Regions from separate parts of the Homo sapiens genome. Here regions 1 and 2 are each linked to region 3. The links are chromatin loops, found by intact Hi-C in ENCODE. Cell type or tissue: HepG2. All regions are shown on one strand.

Evidence for each region. Hi-C counts contacts between places; a loop is a spot of excess contacts. Peaks named below come from ENCODE experiments on the same cell type or tissue, not always from the same donor. Only the 100,000 strongest peaks of a DNase experiment are listed, where the experiment ranks them.
Region 1: it touches region 3 in a loop (2.1-fold over the local background); 2 of 110 quality-filtered maps call a loop at or near these places.
Region 2: a loop joins it to region 3, with 2.3 times the contacts of the local background. A loop is called at or near these places in 2 of 110 quality-filtered maps.

The regions. Positions count from the first base shown.
Region 1 is chr6:151,056,102-151,064,101 of GRCh38, reverse strand. All of the region lies in intron 26 of MTHFD1L (methylenetetrahydrofolate dehydrogenase (NADP+ dependent) 1 like), which reads right to left. Among named protein-coding and RNA genes, the nearest start is that of MIR12131, 43 kb to the left of the region's middle. RefSeq lists a cis regulatory region at 2,504 and enhancers at 2,420-2,589, 2,837-4,036. In HepG2, a CTCF peak has its summit at 4,977; DNase peaks (open chromatin) are centred at 3,721 and 7,681.
Region 2 is chr6:151,010,206-151,018,205 of GRCh38, reverse strand. MTHFD1L (methylenetetrahydrofolate dehydrogenase (NADP+ dependent) 1 like) reads right to left here. Exons shown (of 28, transcript NM_015440.5): 22 at 4,386-4,427; 23 at 3,226-3,326; 24 at 2,513-2,690. Among named protein-coding and RNA genes, the nearest start is that of MIR12131, 88 kb to the left of the region's middle. RefSeq lists an enhancer at 7,775-8,000. In HepG2, a CTCF peak has its summit at 3,675 (motif pointing left); DNase peaks (open chromatin) are centred at 3,695 and 5,175.
Region 3 is chr6:151,116,843-151,124,842 of GRCh38, reverse strand. All of the region lies in intron 3 of LOC124901432 (a long non-coding RNA gene), which reads left to right. Among named protein-coding and RNA genes, the nearest start is that of MIR12131, 18 kb to the right of the region's middle. RefSeq lists a silencer at 5,816-6,110. In HepG2, no CTCF peak of the experiment used is centred here; a DNase peak (open chromatin) is centred at 4,552.

The DNA of each region.
Region 1 (8,000 bases), 61 kb after region 3:
TATTTTAAAAGACAATTTGATTTTACATTTTGAGAAGCTCTCAATCTGTGAGTTCATCCAGGAGTGGCCTGGTCCCAGTAGAAAGATTCATGACAAAGATACACTGAATGTCCTTTAAAATTCTAAGTAGCATGTGCTGAAAATAAGCACTTCCAGAAATGCTCATAACTTCCTGCAGCAACTATAATATTATACTCTGCTTTATTCAAATCTGAAAAAAAAAAACCCAAAACACAAATTCATGTCTTTGATTTTAAAGGTATATTTTCAAATATTTCATTAACTTCCAACATGAGGCCAGTTACTTCTTCCTATCCCATTCTTGACATTTGGATGTTTAATTATTTAATTCTTACATTCCCTTAACAGTCTAAAATACATTTGCATAAGTTTGCAACAGTATCAGATGGAAGGCTTCATGAATTTGTCAATATTATTTTTGGCTAGCTCAATGGAAAAGAAACATGCTATGCTAGGCTAATAGCATAAAATTTTGAACAGGGAAATAAGCAAACCGCCCTTACATCTGCATAAGACACATTTGTTGGTAAAGTTGAAAAGAAAGATGGGCGTTTAACTAGATTACTCATCATACAAAATATTCAGCCTTTTCCCTGTGCTATGCTGCACAATGTCAATTAATCATGTTTGAAAGCTGAAAGAACAAAGACCATTTAGATGACAAACGAGGCAATAAATGAAGCTGAGATAGGAATAAAGATTCAAGAGGGAAAAGTTTTGTTTCTTTTAATATATATAGAGAGAGAGACTACACAAATGACCTGTAACTTGTTTTAAAATTTACAGTCTACCATTAAGTTTTACTTGACACCTACTTGATGATATCCTCCAAGACAACTTAGAATATTGCAATATTATTATGGGTAGGATGTGTGACTGTAGAAAAAACAGCCAGCAAACATGTAAATGTATCCAATCTAGTCCTAAAAAGGCTGGAGTGAGCATCAAGGAAAGTCAGTTCTTTAGGCATCCAAATTAACACCAAAGACCAAAGCCAAATCACATGTGCTGAGCGAAGTGGATCTCTTTTCTTTAATTTTTTTTTTTATTGTACTTTAAGTTCTAGGGTACATGCGCACAAGGTGCAGGTTTGTTACATATGTATACATGTGCCATGTTGGTGTGCTGCACCCATTAACTCGACATTTACATTAGGTATATCTCCTAATGCTATCCCTCCCCCCTCCTCCCACCCCACAACAGGGTGAAGTGGATATCTTAAAGAGCAACAGCTGTATATATATATATATATGGCTGTCTTGTATCCTTCTATCCAAGTTAAAGGCCATCCAAGAATGAAATCCAAAACTGGAGAAATGTGTAGCAGCAACTTCATTTTACAGTTTGCAGGTTTCACTTTATCTTTTACCAGAGCTTCAAGCAAATAATAAACTTGTTTTGAGTTTGATTTATTTTCATTTCCCATATCCAAAGGGTTACTCTGCCTACTCCTGCCCCCAACACAGTCCTAATATATAAGATGTGTTCTTCATCTATCTCTTTCTTGGCTCTAGAATATAAGTAACTTGAGGGCAAAGACTTTGTCCCATTTATCTTTTTATTCCTAGTGGCAAACAGAGTGCCTGTTAACATAAAAATCTGTTAAACAGACACAAGAGCAAAGAGGAGCAAAAGGTCTTTTTTTTTGAGATGGAGTCTCTGTTCTCCAGGCTGGAGTGCAGTGGCGCGATCTTGGCTCACTGCAAGCTCTGCCCCCCGGATTCACGCCATTCTCCTACCTCAGCCTCCCGAGTAGCTGGGACTACAGGTGCACGCCACCAAGCCTGGCTAATTTTTTTTGTATTTTTAGTAGAGACGGGGTTTCATCGTATTAGCTAGAATGGTCTCGATCTCCTGACCTCGTGATCCGCTCGCCTCGGCCTTCCAAAGTGCTGGGATTACAGGCGTGAGCCACCGCACCCGGCCTTGGAGAGAAAGGTCTTAATGATTCACTGTTCTTTGTAAATCAAGGTGGACTGAACATGAACAGTTGACTTAGAGGCTGCTTAGAAATTCCTTCCAGGTAGAGGCCTTGATGTGATCAGCTCTCCTTTTGAGGGTCTGAGGACCAGGATCTTTGGGAAATAAGTTGTATTAACCAAACTTACAAGGGCCTGATTTATAACCTAAATGCCATTTTGTTCTTTTATGAACAATGCCTGACTTTGTCATTTTGTGAGGCAGTCTGGTATGATGGAAGGAGTAACAGACTTGAAATAGAAAAATGTGCAACCAAGCCACATCGCTGGGGACTCAGTTTTCTCATTTTTATAATGTGAAGAACTAGATGGTCTCTATGGTGGTTTAAAGGAATACAGGGTTAGACTTTCTCTCTAGAAGACCTGGTTTTAATGACCCTTTGAGGGGCTAATGACTCCAGAAACTTTCATTGATAGCACAGATGTCTCCAGTGAACCTCAGACTCAATACGGAACTGTGCAGTGGACATCTTCACTGTAAATTACAACAAATGCTTCAGATCCAACATGTTAGTAACCAAATCCACTACTGTGTAGGAAAGAAATAATGTAGCAGGCCTGAGTCTGAGAACTTGGATTGTGGGAGGGTTTCAACTATCCTCTAACTGACAAGAGGGGCTCACTGTGCCTAAATTTCACAAACAAAATGGTCTATGCTGAACATTTGCTTTTGTTCTGAGAGACTGAAATTTGGTACGTGACCATTACCCAATAAAAACCTTGGGGACTGAGTCTCTAATGAGCCTCTTCTGCAGACAATATTTCAGGTGTCGTCATAGTTCAATGCTGGAGGAACTAAGTGTATCTTGTGTGACTCTATGGGGAGAGTACTCTGGAAGCTTGCGCCTGAGCTCCCCTGGACTTGACCCCACGTGCTGTTTCCTTTTGCTAATTTTGCTTTGTATCCTTGTGCTGTAATAAATCATGGTCTTAGGGGCTCCCAACACAACTATCTTCCGCCTAAAATTGTTTCTAGGTTCTTTATTGCTTATCTAAACAAATGACAACCCCAGTCATTAAGCGAACAAGTCAGAAATCTGAGAGCCATTTCTGCATTCCCTCTTCCCCGCTCCTGTTCATTGAGTTTAGTTCATTCTAGTTCGGTAATTGCTCTCATTCCCATCCCCTGCCTACACCTCAGGTTAGGCCCTGGGTATTTCTTGCCTACTACTTTCTAAATAGGTCTTCATGACTAATTTCTCCGTTTTCCACTCCACCTTCCAGACTGCTGCCTGAGTGATCTCTCTGAAACATGAATGTAATTATGATATTGCTGTACTTAAAATCCCCAGGTCCTGACTCCTAAGCTTGACGCTCAAGGCCTCACAAGACCTGGGTCTTGCTTTCCTGCCCAGTGTCACAGCTCATTCCAAATCTCCTGTTTCCTCCCCATGCAGTGGCCATGGTAAAGGCTTACAGCAATGTTCTCTCCTGCCTTCATGCTGCGGACTTGCTGCCTCCTTGTCCCTCGACCCCTGGTGAGTCTGTTCTCGTCCTTCATGATCCGGCTTAGGTAACCCCATTCCTGGCCTGACTTCCCTATCCCTGCCAGCCCCCCATGGCATCTGCTCCCTGGCTCCTGGAGCAGGGGGCTCCCTCTGTCCCAGACGTCAGCTCTTTCAGCTGTCTCTATATTTAACTTGTGTGCCTCTCTAGCCTGTGAACTCTGCAAGTGCAAGGTCCAGGCCTATGTTGTTGTTGTTTGTTCTTCTAATGGCCTAGTACCCAGCACTCCTCAATAAATATTAAATGAGTGAATCAGAAATGAGGCATTTGCGTGGTTGCACAGTGATGCATCCATTAAGCTAGAATGGCCTAATGAATCATCTCCGTTCATCTGAGGATTGTGTACCAAAAGGGAGAAGGTTAGTCACTTACAAGGAGAGAACTCTAGCACCTGGACTCTCCTGGTAAGAACAATAAAATCTCATTCTTCAGGGCTCCCTTTTCTGAATTCCACATGGTCCTATACCTTCTGGCGTCCCTATTCCAGCCCAAGGCAATGCAATTATTTACTATGTAAACGTTAACTGAGTTGTTTATGGCAGGGTTGCTTCCCACAAATGCAGTGCTGTTCATCTTAGAGATGTCCTCTTGCTGACCTTGGCCTGCACTGCCCTTCCCTTAAATCCCAATATCCTTGCTCAAGTCTCTCTTGTACCCGCCCTACATTAGAGGAAGGGCTTGAGTCTGGAACCAGGCAAAGCCAAAACCCACTGAAAGCATCAACTCGCTCGTAAATAAAGCGGGCGACTCCCTAGTGCATGGTGTAAGACACCGAGTTAGAGCCTTCCCTTACCATCCCGTAACTGAGCAGCACAGACCCACCGTGCAGAGAGCACAGCCACCCTCCAGACTGTGGGTAGGAAATGCAGCATCATTTCCACTTTCGAAACTGCTCTGGGAAACGCCAGTCTCCGGGCAGCTTGATTAGCAAGAATACTTCATATCACAAAGAGTGTTAGGAACAAAACTTATTTAACAAAATGGTAAGAGCAGAGCCTCAATACTGTGGGAAGGACCTGATGGCTTTTAGAGCATTTTACTCCTTTGGTAGTTCTCATTTCTCACCAAAAAAGAACATTTTCAAATTTTATATTCTGATTTTATAAAAACAACAATCATGGCCAGGTGCGGTGGCTCGTATCTGTAATCCCAGCACTTTGGGAGGCTGAGGTGAGCGGATCACCTGAGGTCAGGAGTTCGAGAGCAGCCTGGCCAACATGGCAAAACCCCAACTCTACTAATACAAAAATTAGCTGTGCGTGGTGGCGCAGGCAGGAAAATCGCTTGAACCCAGGAGGCGAAGGTTGCAGTGAGCCGAGATCATGCCACTGCATCCCAGCCTGGGGAAAAGAGTGAGACTGCATCTAAAACAACCACCACAACCACCACCACCACCACCACCACCACCAGTTTAGAACTGTAGCAGCCTGGAGCTAAAAGGCCCTGGAGAACATCATCCCACCTCAGGGGGAAGGGAGCCACTCTGTGGCCAGGGCAGGACTTTGGGCCCAGAGAGCCCGACTCCTTCAGCGCGCTTACCACTGCTCCAGCCTGCCCCTCACTGAGGCACTGCCTCAACTTTGATTAAAAAACCAACACATTTCCTTTAGAAGCTCTGTGGGCCAGGTGCGGTGGCTCACGCCTGTACTCCCAGCACTTTGGAAGCTGACACGGGGTGATCACCTGAGGTCAGGAGTTCAAGACCAGCCTGGCCAATATGGTGAAACCCCGTCTCTATTAAAAATACAAAAAAAATTAGCCTGGCGTGGCGGCACATGCCTGTAATACTGATGAGATGCTATTAAATAAGTTAAAACAGTAAAAAACAACCCTTTGGTCCATACCACAGGGGTCCCTGACTGATGTGCACGTGTCCACAAGACTCACATGGCCAGGCCAGGCCAAGCCACTCAGGCAGGGGCAGGAGTCCTTGAAAAGGAGGGTGGCGTGGGCCCTCCTGAGCCATGGCTGTCCCTTGTCACAGAGGCAAATTACACAGACTCCCATAAATAACAGTCTTCACCATACAGCTCCACCTCGGGGGTTAAATGGGTTTCTGTAGGCTAATTGCCGTCTCTCATACTGAAAATCTGCAAATGTATATGGAATTAATTCTGGCTGGCTGTCAGCCAGTAGGTCATCCTTCAAAGCAAGCAAAACACATTTCTGTACAGTGTACCCACAGCTTTCTGAAAGATCAGAAATGCAGCCTTTGCCAGGACAAATGCCAAAAACGGATGTGACAGAGCCCGAGCATCAGTGCTCCCACGCCACCTCCTCCACTCAGAGCCCCGGCACGGCCCCAGCTGGCCCTGACCCACCCAGAGGGTCTTGCTGTACTAGATACTCCTCTTTCTTATCTCTCTGTTGAGAAGCTATTTATATTTCATTAGAATGTCAGTGCAATAAACCAGCTTAAGCTCTTGCTAGGTATGGAAATGAGCAAGAGAAAAGGCAAAGCTTAAGCCCTCCATGGATAAGCCACAGGTTCTCTGAATAGCAGTAAAAATAAGGCCTCCAGCTGGGCATGGTGGCTTATGCCTGAAATCCTAGCACTTTGGGAGGTGGTGGCAGGCAGATAATGTGCGGTCAGGAGTTTGAGACCAGTCTGGCCAATATGGTGAAACTGTCTCTTCTAAAAATACAAAAATTAGCTGGGCATGGTGGCACGCGCCTGTAATCCCAGCTACTTGGGAGGCTGAGGCAGGAAAATCACTTGAGCCTGGGAGGCGGAGGTTGCAGTGAGCCGAGATGGCACCACTGCACTCCAGCCTGGGCCACAGAGCCAGACTCCGTCTCAAACAAACAAACAAAAGGTCATGCATACGGCTCTCCTCGAAGGTAAGACTGTTCTGTGGAATGTTTTGAGAAAGAAAAGGTAGAAATACTATCTTATCGTATATGTGTGTGTGTGAGTATTTTTGACAGGGGGAGTCTAGGTCTCATGGGTCTTTTTGTTTTTTTAAGACAGGGTCTCACTCTGTTGCCCAGGCTGGAGTGCAGTGGCGCAATCACAGCTCACTTCAGCCTTTACCTCCTGGGCCCAAGCGATGGTCCCACCCCAGCCTCCTGAGTAGCTGGGACTACAGGTGCACACCACTGAGCCCAGTAACTTTTTGTAGAGATGAGTTTTCATTATGTTGCCCAGGCTGGTCTCAAACTCCTGGGCTCAAGCAATCCACCCACCTCAGCCTCCCAAAATGTTGGGATTACAGACGTGAGCCACAGTACCTGGCCGGTCTCTCAGGCCTTAAAGCAGTCTGAGTCACCACCATTATTATATTTTGCCTCCAATTTTCCATATGTCCATTCCAGAAAGGGGAGGTTGATTTCAGCGAAGAACATGAGCAGGTTTGCCTTAGAATGAAATTTAAAAATTAGATTGACAGAAATCAGGATCATGGAAAATACATAATGGAGCAGAGTCAAGATTCAGTTAGAAGGCAGGCACTGGGTCCAGCAAGCCTACAATTACCAGAGCTGAACTGTTCATTAGTTATAATTAGAGCAAACAACAAAGGACACTCAGCCCCAGCCCCAGGATATGTCTGGTTCATATGGAGAAGGCATTTTCATTCCCTGGGGGAAAAAGCAAAAAACCCCAAAATACAAATAAAACAGACAATAACAACAAACAAACTAAAGAACCCCAACATTTATTGTCAGGACTGAAAAAAATTCATTCCACAACTGGAACCCACTGTGTGCCAAGTGCTAGGCCTGGCATTTAGGATTCAGAGATGAATAGGATTCCGTCCCTTCCCTCCCAGGTCAGAACACCTTGTGGGGAAACAGACAAGCACACAGGCTTGTAACTGGAGCTGTAAGTCTACAGTAGAAGTCCTGCTTGGAAAAGGAGCAACCCAGGAAACCCTCTCTGTGAGCTTTCCAGAGGGGATGGCAGGTGAGAGAACAGGGCCCTGCTGTTGCGTATTGGTGAGGATCTTCCCCACAGCACCAGTGTCCCTCAAAAGGTGACAAGAACACGACGTTATAGAACACGTCGCTGAAGGCAATTCCACACAATATAAATGCACAGCTCTAAGAGGTTCAGCTTGGTCTGGGGATAAAAACTAGACCATCTCCAGAGGAATGGACAGACTGCATTCTTCAGATAATTCTCCAGGCATCATTGCCCAAGCAGGCCTTTCAGAAAAAGCCGGGTGGCTGTGGTTCAAAGTCCTATTCTCTGGCAATGGCATGGAGTGAATCCACTCTGCCATGCCGATGGAGTGTGCTCCCATGCCCAGCACGTCAGTCACTTGGCCAGCAGGGTTGACAATACTTTTGTGAAACTGTGTACCCAAATCAAGTCTCTCACCTAAAAAGGTGACTAACCCACCCAAACACAGAACAACAGCCAGGGAATCTCTCAGAAAATAGTTCTAGACTTGCTTCAAGAATATGAACCTAACGGATGACAGAAAGTCCAGGATCCACACCATGCCACGTGGTGGGCCGTATCTGGTTTAGGAGAGTTCCAGAGTGCAAGTG
Region 2 (8,000 bases), 110 kb after region 3:
AGGAACAGGAGAAGCAGCAATCAGCTTGAAGCCTGGGCACTCCACAATCATGCACTACCCCTGAAGACAAATCCATCAGCCAGAATCGGAACCACAAAATTCAGAATGGAGATGTCAGACGGGTGCAAAGACAGACGATCTGAGGAGGAGAGTGAGCCCTGGGAAGCTCAGGTCTTCTGACTGAACCATCGACATGTGCTTAAAAATATCCTAGAGGACCCAGCAATCCCACTTCTGGGAATACATTTCCAAAAGAATTGAAAACATGGCATGAACCCGGGAGGCGGAGCTTGCAGTGAGCCGAGATTGCGCCACTGCACTCCAGCCTGGGCGACAGAGCAAGACTCCGTCTCAAAAAAAAAAAAAAAAAAAAAAGAAAACACGGTCTTGAAGGGATACTTGTACATATGCCATATGCCATAAACACGCATGCTCATACAGCATTACTTACAATAGCTGTGAGGGGGAGCTCAAGTGTCCATCCACAGATGGACAAAGAAACAAAATGTGGGATATCCAAAGAATGGGAGCGTATTCAGCCCGAAAAATAAAGGAAATTCTGGCCGGGCGCGGTGGCTCACACCTGTAATCCCAGCACTTTGGGAAGCCGAGGTGGGTGGATCACAAGGTCAGGAGTTTGAGACCAGCCTGACGAACATGGTGAAACCCTGTCTCTGCTAAAAATACAAAAATTAGCTGGGCGTGGTGGTGCACGCCTGTAATCCCAGCTACTCGGGAGCCTGAGGCAGGAGAATTGCTTGAACCCGAGAGCAGAAGGTTGCGGTGAGCTGAGATGGTGCCTCTGCACTCCAGCCCGGGCAACAAAAGCGAAACTCCATCTCAAAAAAAAAAAAGAAGGGAAATTCTGACACTCTACAACATGCACGCACATTATGCTAAGTGAAATAAGCCAGCCACAGTATGATGCTACTTACATGAGGTCCCTGGAGTTGTTACATTCATGGAAATGAAGGAGAATGGTAGCTGGCAGGGACTGTAGGGAGGGGCATGGGGAGTTGTTCAGTGGGTACAGTTTCAGTTTTGCAAGATGAAAAGCGTTCTGGAGATTGGCTGCATGACAATGTGAATGTACTTAACACTACTGACGTGCACTTAAAAATGGTTAAGATGGGCCAGGTGTGGTGGCTCACGCCTGCAACCCTAGCACTCTGGGAGGCCGAGGCGGGTGGACTGCCGGAGCTCAGGAGTTCGAGACCAGCCCGGGCAACACGGTGAAACCCCGACTCTACTAAAATAAAAAAGAAATTAGCCAGGCACGCTTGCTTGCGCCTGTAGTCCCAGCTACTTGGGAGGCTGAGGCAGAAGAATTGCTTGAACCCGGGAGGTGGAGGTTGCAGTGAGCCGAGATCACGCCATTGCACTCCAGCCTGGGCAACAGAGCAAGGCTCTGTCTCAAAAAAAAAAAAAAAAAAAAAAGGCTAAGATAGTAAATTTTGTTATATATATATTTACCACAATGAAAATAAATAAATATATTATGTATGTATATATACACACACATACACTAGACATAGTTCAATAAAACCACAAGAGAAAAGAACCATAACAGAAATGAACAAGCAGAGGCCAGGTGTGGTGGCTCATGCCTATAATCCCAGCACTTTGGGAGGCCGAGGTGGGTGAACCATGAGATCAGGAGTTTGAGACCAGCCTGCCCAAGATGGTGAAACCCCGTCTCTACTAAAAATACAAAAACTTAGCCAGACGTGTTGGCAGGTGCCTGTAATCCCAGCTAGTCAGGAGGCTGAGGCAGAGAAGTGCTTGAACCTGGGAGGCAGAGGTTGCAGTAAGCCGAGATTGCACCACTGTACTCCAGCCTGAGCAACAGAGACTGTCTCAAAAAAAAAAAAGAGAAATGAACAAGGAAAATACCTCCCATGGTTTCCCAATCCTCACGAAATTGCTCTTGTTCCTGTGCAACTCCTGAAAGCGTCAGCTGTCAAATCCTGTTCGCTAAAGTACCTCCTCACTTAGGACTGCGATTTGGGAGTCTTCAAAAGCACAGGCTTTGGGACAAGGAGCTAGGGTCTGTACTTGGAAATGTGACTTTGTCATATGGCTTAAACTCTTCTACCTTTTTGTTTGTTTGTTTGAGACAGGGTCTCACTCTGTCGCCCAGGCTGGAGTGCAGTGGTGTGATCTCGATCTTGGCTCACTGCAGCCTCCACCTCCTGGGTTCAAGCAATTCTCCCACCTCAGCCTCCCGAGTAGCTGGGACTATAGGTGCACGCCACCATGCCCACCTAATTTTTGTATTTTTAGTAGAGATGGGGTTTCTCTATGTTGGCCAGGCTGGTCTCGAACTCCTGACCTCAAGTGATCTGCCCGCCCTAGCCTCCCAAAGTGTTGGGATTACAGGCGTGAGCCACTGCACCGGGCCTAAACTCTTCTATCTTTAGTTTTCTTATCTGTAGGGTTGTGGTGACAACAGAATGGGACAACCCATGCTAAGGTGTAAGAAATGTGAGCCATTGTTTTTACTAGATCTTACCTGAACATCATACAGGAACTGGAATCGGCTTCTTTTACTCGCAGCCTCTCTCACAGCCCGAGCCAAGTCCACCGATCCTTTTCCACCAACGGACCAGTGATAGCAGGGGACTGCATCAAAGGCACCAGCCCGCTTTGCAAGCTCACACACCAAGTCAATCTCAGCGCGGGTGTCGGTCCTAGTGAAGAAAATGTTTGTGGTTTTGCATCTGTATCCATTTAGCTATGTTTTCAAAGAAAGACTCACCATTTATACAGAACTTCGCTCCCTAACACTGAATACATTTTAAACATCAAAAGTGGTCACATCGTGTTTAAATAAATCAGACTTAAAGCATGGAAAAAAAAAGTCCTCTCTAAAGTGACTCAAATATTTCAAGTCGTTAAGGGTGTTATCAAGAAAATTCCATAACATATCCCTTTGATCATTCACAGTTTGTTTCAGACAAAAATGCTGGGTAGAATTAAAAAAAAAAAAAAAAAAAAAAGCCAAGGAGATAGTAACTCACTATATATAAATTTCACTTCCTTAATAACATTGTGAGAACACATTTGCTAAAATGAAACCAAACCAAATAAACAAACAGAAAGAACTGGGTATTTCTGTATACTTTTAGATGAAGCACAGAAAGACCAAATACCCCAAGACACAAATATCGTTCACAGGGTGGCCTAGTGATAATGCCCACATTTAAAGGAGGAGGCTGGACTTACTTGAAGACATTCAGAGCCACCACAACGGGAACCCCAAAGAGCTGAGTGATCTGAATTTGCTTCTGGAGGTTACAGCAGCCGTCTGCCACCAGCTGGATGTTCTGTAAAAAAGAAAAAAGCAAAACCCAGACCCCTGTGTATTGTCTCCCACCAAACCTGCCAAGCTAAACTGCCAGCACCTCTCTGGCAGGATTTGCTACATCTTTTTTCACTTTTTCCTCCAAGAAAGATGGCTGCAAGAATAAAGAGGTTCGTCTTCAAAATAATTTCTAAAATGATTCTGGATCCAATGGCATATGGGTGGGTCTGAAGCCTGGCAGCTCACCCTGCTGAGGACAGGCTGCAGGGTCTATGCAATGCGCCCATGCTCTGCAGGTTGAGGCCTGACAGGCACAAGGCCCCAGGTGGGTGAGGAGCTCTGACCAGGTATTCCTGGCTCAGATCCCTGGCGCCACCTGTAGGAGCTAAGAGGTACTGCTGCCAGCAAATCAAAGTCTATTTACAGAAAAGAGTAAGCCACTCCTGTAAATCATAAAGCCAACTGTATATAGACCTTCCATGACAAAAGAATACAGAAGTGTAAGCTTCATATTTGTTTCTGACCTGGAGACCTTGAGTTCCTGCTCTGATGGCTACCCTGGGAGTACACAATAGTAGACAAAGCCTATATCCATCTTTTCTTGATATTTAAGAGTTAACTGAATGAATTTTATCCTTTCATCCCATCCATTTCCTCTCGGATTCTTAGAACGGCACTTTTCTTTTCTTTTTTTTGAGACAGAGTCTCACTCTGTCGTCCAGGCTGGAGTACAGTGGTGCGATCGCAGCTCACTGCAACCTCTGCCTCCCAGGTTCAAGCGATTCTCATGCTGGGACTACAGGCGTGAGCCACCATGCCCAGCTAATTTTTGTATTTTTAGTAGAGATGAGGTTTTGCCATGTTGGCCATGGGTTTTGCCTGGCTGGTCTTGAACTCCTGGCCTCATGTGATCCGGTCGCCTTGGCCTCCCAAAGTGCTGAAATTACAGGTGTGAGTCACTGCGCCCGGACAGAACAGCACTTTTCTAAGAGGCCACTGAAGGAGGGCTCATTCACTGAAAGCCAACGAGTCACTGGATTTAAGAGATTCTTCACATAAGCATCTAAACAGCTCCTCTTACCTCCTCTGTATATTCTTTCTTAAGAGGAACACCAGCCGTTACCTGAAATAAGGAGAGAAAACATGAAGAATAATCCTATAAAAATGCTTACACAACCGATCTGAAAGAAAGAACAACATAATCACATTCAATTTTTAGAAATGTACCTCTATGTTTTGTGCTTTTAAAACAGTAGCTGGCAGCACTGGCTAAACCTAAACTCCTGCGGGAAGCTTTTAGAAAACACTGATCCCTGGGCTCCACCCAGACCAATGAAAGCAGAAGTTCTGGGAGGGGAACCTGGGATCAGTAATGTTTAAAATCTCCCTGGATGATTCTAATTTGAGCCAATGGAACAGTATGAAACTTCTCAAACATTGGTTCAAATTAGAACATAAAACTAATAATATGTTTAATACTTGATTTATACAGAGTACATCACCATTCGAAATCATTTTACGGTAATTGCCATAAAGTTCTGTTGTCCAGGCTGGAGGGCAGTGGCACAATCACAGCTCACTGCGGTCTCAAACTCCTGGGCTCAAGTGATCCTCCTGCCTCAGCCTCCCCAGTAGCTAGGAATACAGGTGTGTACCACCACACCCAGATAATTTTTTATTATTTTGTAGAGACGAGGTCTTGCTATCTTCCCCAGGCTGGTCTCGAACTCTTGGGCTCAAGCAGTCCTCCCACCTCGGCCTCTCAAAGTGCTGGCATTACAGGGTGAAACACTGTGCCTGGCCTTGTGGTTAATCTTATGTGTCAACTTTGCTGGGGCCATAGGGTGTCCAGTATTTGTTCAAACATTATTTTGCGTGTTTCTGTGAGGGTGTCTATGATGAAATTGATATGGAAATCAGCAGCCTCTGAGTAGGCAAGTTGTCCTACATAATGTGGGTGGGTCTCAACTGACCAGTCAAAGGCCTTTTTGAGTACAACAAAAAGACTGGCCTCCCCTGAGAGCAGGAGAATTCTCCAGCAGACTGCTGCCTTCAGACTGCATTAGCACCACTGCCTCTCCTGGGTCTTCAGCTTGCCAGCCCACAGTGCAGATTTTGGACTTGCCAGCTTCTGTAATCATGTGACCCAATTCCTTACAATAAATATCTTTCTCTATATATACACACATCCTTATTGGTTCTATGTGTGAAGAATGCTGATTCATACAATGGTTAGTTTAAAGATCTAATTGTGAAAGAATCTGTGGATCCCAAAGCATAGCACAATATTAGTTATTGGATTGCACTGGGAATGGCCGAGCACTCTGGGGGACAGGATGTGAGTTTAAAATGACTGAGGGCAAATTTAAAATGGGCAAATTCAAGGGCCACAAGATTTTCCACTGTACAAATTATGGAAAAAAAACAAGCTGAATAAACATAAGAGGCAGCCATGGTTATTTGTGTAATGATCAAAAGGAAGTCGATCCCAGCGCAGTATTTGTAGCAAAAAAGAAAAAAGAAAACAGAAGTAGAAATGAATAATCATGGTTCAAAAATACAGAGCTATTCAATATGAAGGAAGGACACCGAGATGAGCACTATGGAATAGAGGATTAAGAGGATGAAAGTTCATTTATCTTGCCATTATTGAAAACACTCCCTGCATATAGACCATGCCAGACACTTGGACCATACCAATTAATAAGACACAGTCCCTAAACTCAAGGAATTGAGAATTACATAGGGAGACACAGAACAAGGCATTCATGAAACAATGTGAGGCAGAAGGTACTACTGGAGCCCAGGAGAGGGATGCCTAGCTTCACAGGGCTTCCTGGTCCCTGCTGGTTTTTTTTTTTTTTTTTTTTTTTTTTTTTTTTGTTGTTGTTGTTGTTGTTGAGATGGACTTTTGTTCTTGTCACCCAGGCTGGAGTGCAATGGTGCAATCTCAGATCACTGCAACCTCTGCCTCCCAAGTTCAAGCGATTCTCTTGCCTCAGCCTCCTGAGTAGTGGGAATTACAGGCGCCCGCCACCACTGGTCTTGAACTCCTCAGGTGATCCACCTGCCTCAGCCTCCAAAGTGCTGGGATTACAGGCATGAGCCACCACGCCTGGCTGGTCCCCACCTTTTCTTATCCTCCACCCATATCTGTGCCTACTAACCCTGTTCCATGTTACCATGATCACTGGCTGAGAACCATGACATTAAGCAGCAGTGGAAGAGACACAAAGGATTAATGTGGCACGAAAGTGCAACCACTGAATAACAGAGCACATATGTTAAGATGAATGAAATAGGATTGTAAACCATGTAGAGAATTTTTACAGGACAGAGACCAGAGTCTGGAAAACTATGGGACTGATGTCAAGAGACCAGGACTGTAGATCTGATCAGTCCCTGAAATAGATGTGTGACACCACTCAAGTCACTGCGTCTCCCTGTGCCTCAGAGATTTTCTCTTTATAAAGACTGAATGAGATCAGACAATCTCTAAGCCCTTTCTATAATTTTCAGGGTGGCAGGGCAGGGAGGGAGAATTCCAAATGCATCCTACATGGGCGGAAGTAGTTTTTAAAAATAGAAGTTGTTATACAGATTCAATGTCTAAAATCCAGGAAGGACTGTAGCAACAAGGGGTGTTTTGAGTGAAGTCAGAATTCTTTATGATTTACTACTTTTAATCTGTATTATATCATTCTTGCATTTGAAATGATGATGAAGCTTTAGGCAAAAATGAAGTGCTTAAGTGTCGGGTATTAGGAGTGGATTTGGATTTAGAAAACTTCTGCCCTTCATTAACATCCAGCTCTGCATGGTGGACATAGTAGGAGATTTAGATCTGAAGTTCTCGGCTCTCTGCTGGCCTGCTGACATTGTCCATATTCCCTAAGCCTATCAAAACTCAGCTTCCTTATCTGTAAAATGGTATAAAAATCATGTCCACCTCTCCCAGGAGAAAGAATTGCTTTACAGCGTTTCATGATGGCAAACCTGCTACTTGTTTTGACTATGCAATAATCATTGAATATATGACTTTTGTCACATACACAGTACAGTATACCAATTAAGAAATCAGATTTGGCAGTTCGTCTCATATGTGAATATTATGATAGAGAAATTTTATTTTATTTCAAAATGATTAATCAGTATAAAATGTCTTATTCTCCACTTGGAAATTCCTAAAAATGAAACAAAAAAACAACAAACAAGCAAACAACAACAAAAAAACCCCCAAAAATCTATGCACAGGTTTTCTGTGGAAAGGAATATATTTCCTTTATAATGTCTGTAATTTCTATATATATTAGGATAGGTAAATATAAAAAGTCTTTAAAGAAGTTAAAATCGAATTTGTGTTTTCCAAGCAAAGCTCTTAGAAACAATCCAGTATTATAACAGAGTTGTGAGGAGAAATCATAATAAACAGAAAGAGAAGGAAAATAGTTTTAGATGAAATCTGATGAGTTGCAGCATCAGTGAACCGAAAAACTATCTGTACAAACAATGAAAAATCTCTGTCATCAAAGAACTCACTCTAATCCTCTTGTTCTTCGTTCAGGGACAAGAGCCTCTAACCTCCCATTACCATATGGTTATACAATCTTGGCCTGAGTATCAGATGTGAAGCTTGAGACTAAAAAGTGGTTGCATTATGCTCCTTTCCAAAATATTGTTTAGAAAGAACTGTGGG
Region 3 (8,000 bases):
CACCTCCCGGGTTCACTCCATTCTCCTGCCTCAGCCTCCCGAGTAGCTGGGATTACAGGTGCCCGCCACCATGCCCGGCTAATTTTTTGTATTTTTAGTAGAGGCAGGGTTTCACCATGTTAGCCAGGATGGTCTCGATTTCCTGACCTTGTGATCTGCCTGCCTTGGCCTCCCAAAGTGCTGGGATTACAGGCGTGAGCCACCACGCCCGACCGCTTGTGGGGTTTATAAGCAAAATCAATGCTTTATAAAATTGTATAGCCATGTGTTAAGTAAGTGTAATTTTAAGGCAAACTGCTTTATACTGTATGTGTACGGTTACAGATACAAAACTATACAATCATATATCACTTAATGACAGGGATATGTTCGGAGAAACACATCGCTAGGCATTTCTGTGCAAACACCGTAGGATGTACTTACACAATCCCAGACAGTATAACCTACTAAACACCTAGGCTATACAGTATAGTCTATTGCTCCTAGGCTACACACCTACACAGCGTGTGACTGAACTGAATACTGTAGGCAATCGGAACACAATGGTAAGTACTTGTGTATCTAAACATAGAAAAGGTACAGTAAAAATACAATATAAAAGGTAAAATAAGGCCAGGCATGGTGGCTCACACCAGTAATCCCAGCATTTCGGGAGGCCGAGATGGACAGATCACCTGAGGTCAGGAGTTCAAGACCAGCCTGGCTAACATTGTGAAACCCCATCTCTACTAAAAATACAAAAATTAGCCGGGTGTGGTGGTGCACACCTGTAATCCCAGCTACCTAGGAGGCTGAGGCAGGAGAATCACTTGAACTCGGGAGGTGGAGGTTGCAGTGAGCCGGGATTGCACCACGGTACTCCAGCCTGGGCAAGAGGAGTGAAACGCCATCTCAAAAAAAAAAAAAAAAGGTAAAATATGGTCCACCTGTACATGGCACTCACCATGAATGGAGCTTGCAGGACTGGAAGTTGCCTGGGTGAGTCAGTGATGAGTGGGGAGTGAATGTGAGGGCCTAGGACGTGACCGTACACTACCGGAGACTTCATAAACACTGTACACTTAGGCCGCAATAAGTTTATTAAAAATATTTTCTTTCTTTTGCAATAAATTAACCTTACCTTACTGTACCTTTTTAACTCTATAAACTTTTTTTTTTTTTCTGGTACTGCTCCTTGCAGAGCAGGGCTAACCCATAGGCAGCATGCCCAGAGTTGGCCTCTATAAACTTTTAATTTTTTTAACTTCTTGACCCTTTTGTAGTAACGCTTAGTTTAAAATATGAACACACTGTACAGCTGTACAAAAACATTTTCTATCTTTAACTCCTTATTTTATAAACTGTTTTCTATTTTTAAATTTTTTTTTTTTTTTTGAGACAGAGTCTTGCTCTGTTGCCCAGGCTGGAGTGCAGTGGTGCGATCTTGGCTCCCTTCAAGCTCCACCTCTCGGGTTCACGCCATTCTCCTGCCTCAGCCTCCCTAGTAGCTGGGACTACAGGTGCCCACCAGCATGCCCAGCTAATTTTTTTTTAATTTTTAGTAGAGACGGGGTTTCACCATGTTAGCCAGGATGGTCTCGATCTCCTGACCTCGTAATCCGCCCACCTCAGCCTCCCAAAGTGCTGGGATAACAGGTGTGAGCCACCGCGCCTGGCTGATTTTTGTATTTTTAGTAGAGATGAGGTTTTGCCATGTTGGCCAGGCTGGTCTCAAACTCCTGGCCTCAAATGATCCGTCCACCTCGGCCTCCCAAACTGTTGGTATTAGAGGCACGAGCCACGGCACCCGGCCCTCACCTAGACCACTTTAAATAACTCCCAATTGGTTTCCCTGACTCTTGGTTCTCCTTTCTCTAATCCATTTTCTCTAGGGCCATGAGGCAATCTTTGCTAGAAACACTTTTATGGATCGCTAGTGCCCCCGGAATAAAGCCCACACTTCTAATGTGTCATTCTGGACTTTCTGAAACCTGGTGCTACCGTATTTTTCTTTTCTTAAATTTTTTTTTTCATGATCCACATTCATATCGTAATATTTTTCTTTTTCTTTTTTTAGAGACCGGGTCTGGCTCTGCCGCCCAGGCTGGAGGGCAGTGGTATGATTATAGCTCACTGTAGCCTCAAACTCCTGGGCTCAAGCAATCCTTCTGCCTCAGCCTCCCAAGTAGCTAGGACTATAGGAGCATGCTACCATGCCCAGCTAATTTTTTAATTTTTGGTAAAGACAGGGCCTTGCCATGTTGCCCAAGCTGAGCTTGTGCGATCCCCCCACCTTGGCCTCCCAAATTGCTGGGATCACAGGCCTAAGCCACTGCTCCTGGCCCCTTACATACCTTTCTAATCTCGTCTCCCACCACGTTACCAGAAACCAAATATTCTTCCATTCATCTGTTAGGATCCACCTAAGACTCTTGTTTATAACTTATTGCATCATGGACATCCCTACAGAAGGCAGCTTTCTGTATGGGAAGGTTGTATTTTCCAAAGAAGGTCTTACCTATAGATGTATCCCCATCTATGTGCTCTTCTTAGGGTGTGATTGATGTTCATCCCACAAAGATGTGGGTTGATGTTCCTTCCCTTTAAAACTGAGTAGAGGCTTGTGATCAGCTTGGTCAGTGAAGTTTGGTGGAAACAGTGCTGGGTGACCTCCAGGTTAGGTCATAACAAGGATACAGCTTCTGTCTGGCTCTCTCCATCTTTGGATGCTTGCCCTTGGATCCCAGCCACCAGACCACATGGAGAAGCCATATGTGAGTGTTCCAACCAACAACCCTATTAGTCTCTCAGTTGACAGATGGCATCAGTGGTCAGACAAGTGAGGGAATGAGCCTTCAGAGGATTCCAGTTCCCACCTGTCAGACTTCCAGCTGAGCCCCCAGACATTGTGGCGCAGAAATAAAACTGTTCTCCCTCTGGGCCTCTCCAAATTTCTGATCTACAGAAACTATGAAAAATAATAAGTGACTGTTGCTGCTGTAAGTCACCAAGGTTTGGAGTAATTTGTCCTGCAGTAATAGCTAACCGATACAGTGTTACTTACCTGGTTTTACCCACTCCAGGTAACAGATCTTCGTTATCAATAGATAGTATCCAATGCAGAAATCTACGTTTAACGTTACCAGCAAAAGGCCTTTCAAATTTTGGATTTTGGCCGGGCGTGGTGGCTCACGCCTGTAATCCCAGCACTTTGGGAGGCCAATGTGGGTGAATCACTTGAGGTTAGGTGTTCAAGACCAGCCCGGCCAACATTGTGCAACCCTGTCTCTACCAGAAATACAGAAATTAGCCAGGCATGGTGGCACGTGCCTGTAATCCCACCTACTCAGGAAGCTGAGGCAGGAGGATCTCTTGAACCCGGAAGGCAGAGGTTGCAGTGAGCTAAGATGGCACCACTGCACTCTAGCCTGGGCGACAGAGCAAGACTCCGTCTCAAAAAAAAAAAATTGGAATTTATAGGGAAAAAAGAGAGTGAATATTTGAATCCTGATGAGAAAATGAAGGCTATACATGTGTGCATGTGCGTGTGTGTATCTTATGCATAAATACATAATGATACGAATGCTAGTCAGTGGAGTTCTGATTACAACTATCAGTTCCACCTCTGTGAGTTCTGGTAAGGAGCTTTAGCCAATGTGGCATTGAGCGGAAAGGTGAGCTTGGGTTTAGATTTCTGTTATTTGCACTTGAGCTACTCCCCTATTGAGTCCTACGCCATTATTTTCCCAGGTTGTTAGTTGTGGCATTGGATGCTCCTTGTTTAAAGACCTAATATTATTTTCAAATCCATCTCTATCTCTGCAAGATGATTGCTCTATTTGGCTTCAAGTTGCAAAGCTCTGTCATTGATTTAGACAATGATTTATTCCATTAGCGATCTCCTTCATTCTTAATGGCCACATAATGTCATTGTACGAATGTTCTAAGGTGGTTTTATTGTTGTTGTTATCAATATCTAGGTTGATTTTCAACAATTTTAGTCAAGGAAGGTAAATACCCCATGGGCAGCCAAGGCTCAATTGTACTCTTGCTGCCTCTTCTTGCATTTCTTCCTGCTTCTCTGGCTGACGGTCACTGGGCAGAGCCCTGATTTTTGCCGTGGCTTAGAGAGACAGAACGAATAGTGGTTAAAAACAGACTTAGAGAATATTTGAAGGTCAGTGAACCTTCATTGCATCCTGAGAGTTAGCTGATGTCTGCTTCAAGGTCTGGAAGCGCAGGAGAGTCAACTCTTGATTGTATTAATGATGAGAAATAGGAGTCAGCACAATCTAAAATGATGCCTGTCTTCTCACTGTACTTTAATTACATAAGAAAAGTGTGTGTCTAATTTGAGGGGATTTCAACTTGTTGAGACAGAAATAAAGGAACCTACTGTGAAGACCTGACTTTGAAGGAGCCAGCAGGCTGACGAGCTGGCCTGTCTGTAAGCCTCCCTCCCTGAAGAGATGACAGCGCCATCCGTCACCCAGTAGGAAACAAAGTGCAGCAGAAACGGCGGCTCTTTTTGCTGGACTTAGGTCTTCTATTATGGGCTAATCGCTTTTTCAGGGAGAAAAGTTCTTTGTAGTTTGCTTCAGATGTTCTTCCTGCTGCAGGGCTGAGCAGCGGCTGAGAGCACGGGCTCGGGGCTCCTCCAGTCCAGAGTCCATAGCCCACTCCACCCACTTGCTCACTGGTCAAGGACAAGTCCCTGGATCTCTGTAAGGCTCAGTCTCTCTCTCAGATGAGGGTAATCACACCACCCTCATGGCCTCCTCAAGAGTAGTGAATGAGGTAATGCTTATAAGATGTGCAGCAGAGAGCCTGTAAGCTCTCATAAATGGCAGTTGTTATTAAACCTAGAATATCAGAACTGCAAAAGATGGTAACAGACTTTTTTTTTTTTTTTTTCAAAAGTTTCATTTTGTAGGCCAGGCGTGGTGGCTCATGCCTGTAATCCCATCACTTTGGGAGGCTGAGGTGGGTGGATCACTTGAGGTCAGGAGTTCGACACCAGCCTGGCCTACATGGTGAAACCCTGTTTCTACTAAAAATACAAAGATTAGCGAAAGGTGAGATGACTTATTCAAGGTCGCATAACTAGTTTGAGTAGAATTCAGGTCGTCAGAACCAGGGCTCACTTAAGCAGCAGAGATAATATGGTTAAGAATGAAGTGACAAATTTGTGTCAGATGAGTCAAAAGTTTTGTAGGTGTGCTAACGAATGTACTTAAAAACATTTTTTTTTTTTGGCAAGGTGCGGTGGCTCCCATCTGTAATCCCAGCACTTTGGGAGGCCAAGGTGCGAGGATCATTTAAACCCAGGAGTTCGAGACCAGCTTGGGCAACATAATAAGACCCCATCTCTACAAAAAATTTTAAAAATTAGCTGGGCAAGGTGGTGCACACCTGCGGTCCCAGCTACTCAGGAGGCTGAGGCGGAAGGGTCATTTGAGCCCAGGCCAAGAGAACGAGACCCAAAACTGTAATATGGCAAAATATATGCAACATAAAACTTACCATTTTAACCATTTTTAAGTGCACAGTTCAGTGGCATTAAGCTCATTTACACTGTTGTGTGACCGTCACCACCATCCATCTCCAGAACTTTTTCCATCCTTTCCAACTGAAACTCTGTACCCAGTAAATAATAATTCATGAACGTTTATACCAGAATTAAAATATTTTGAATTGGAAAATTAATTTCCAGGGTGTCCTAGCATATAGTTATGACTTAAAAATCTCCTAAGTTCTCCTCTTCGCCTTCAATGATCAGTGTATCATCACATCATTTTTTATCACTTTTACTTAGAAACAATTTATTCATTTTTGGCTCATGGGGAGCTCTTGGTCTTCCACTCTCCACCCCTGGATGTGTCCTTGGTCTGACCAGGGCCTGGCTGGAGAGGACGTCCGTGTCCTCTTGGACTCTTGGCCTTAGAGCATGTATTCTCACTCCCAGCCACTGCCTTCTCCACCCCCACCCCATTTTTCCAGGATTCTTCAGGAACCTTGGTCCCTAATACAGAGTGTCTGACATTGACACCAATGTAGTGACTAAGGGAAGCAAGAAATGTGCTCTCTTCACAGGAATGGGCCGAGTCCTATACGATACGTAGAGAAAAAAAAAAAATAACCTCAAACCAGTAGCTGTAACTCACACCTGGGAAGCTGTCAGGGCATAGTGACAGCCTAATAGTGAAAGTGAAATCTTTGCATCAGGAAAACTTCTGCCACGGGCTGAGCTCCTGGGAAGCAGAAGCTGCACAGGCTGAGAGGTCTGTTCATGTGGAGAGACTGTTTCTATGCTCAGCACACTCTTCTCTCGCAGAATGATTTCATCTCAGACCTGACACCTTCAACATGCCACTGGGGTATATTCAGGAGAGCCTCATGCTCTTTCTCACTTCCCAGTACAGAGTTTCCTTGTAGGCCTTTAAGCCATTCCCTATAGTTCTTTCCTTTGGAATTATCAGTGCTTCTTAATCATTTTTTCTCTGTTAAATCAGGCCAGGAGCGGTGGTTCATACCTGTAATCCCAGCACTTTGGGAGGCCGAGACAGGTGGATCACTTGAGGTCAGGAGTTCGAGACCAGCCTGGCCAATATGGTGAAACCCTGTCTCTACTAAAAATACAAAAATTAGCTGGGCGTGGTGGCACGTACCTGTAATCCCAGCTACTTGGGAGGCTGAGGCAGGAGAATCCCTTGAACCTGGGAAGTGGAGGTTGCAATGAGCCGAGATCATGCCACTTCACTCCAGCCTGGGTGACAGAGGGAGACTCCATCTAAAAAAAAAAAAAAAATCCCAATCACTCACTAAAAAAACTAAATTCTGTAATAATAATATTAAGAATAGCTTAACTATAAGCACTTAATACCTGCCAGGCACTGTATTAAACACATTACATTTGTAACACATTTTATTAATATGTTCATGGTAACCCTATAAAACTATATTATTATTACTATTACTATTATTATTAAGAAGACAGGGTCTCCCCCTTTCATTCAGGTTGGAGTGCAGTGGCGTGGTCATAGCTCACTGTAGCCTCAAATTCCTGGGCTCACATGATCCTCCCATTTCAGCCTCCTGAGTAACTGGGACCGCAGGTGTGTGCTACCACGTCCAGCTAATTTTTTTATTTTTTTGCAGAAATAGTGTCTTGCTTTGTTGCCCAGGCTGGTTTTGAACTCCTGGGCTCAAGTGATCCTCCCATCTTTGCTGCCCAAAGTGCTGGGATTACAGGCATGAGCCACTGCACCCGGCCACAATTATTATTATATGACATGGAAACCAAGGCATCGTGAGGATAAGTGACTGAGGTTGTATGGGCAGGAAGCAGAGAGTTGGCTAGAAGGCCAGGCTGTTGAGGCTCTACCCTCACTCCTTCTGAATCTGCTCTCCCCAAAAAGGGCAATTCTAGCCAGTCTGCCATTGCCCAGCTACGTTTGAAAGATGTTCAAATTTGGGGCAGTATGTTGAAAATAAATGATATTATAATGCCTTTAAACATAGCCAATAAAAATGTTAATCATTCTAGTAGCCAAAAATTGAAATACTAACAAAAATCCTTATTTTTTCAATTTTTGAGCAAAAATATATGTAACATAAAATGCACTGTTTTAACCAGTTTAAAACATTATTTATTTATTTGTTTATTTATTTTTAGAGACAGGGTCTCACTCTGTCACCCAGGCTAGAGTGCAGTGGCATAATCATAGCACACTGTAGCATCAAACTCCTGGGCTCAAGACACCCTCCTGCCTCAGCCTCCTGTGTAGCTGGAAGTACAGGCACATGCCACCATGCTCAGCTTGTTTTAACCATTTTTAAATGTACGACTCAAAGTATTTTTCTTTTTTTTGAGATGGAGTTTTGTTCCGTTGCCCAGGTAGGAGTGCAGTGGCACGATTCAGCGCACTGCAACCTCTGCCTCCCAGGTTCAAGCAATTCTGCCTCAGCCTCCCTAGTAGCTGGGATTACAGGCACCTGCCACCACACCTGGTTAATTTTTG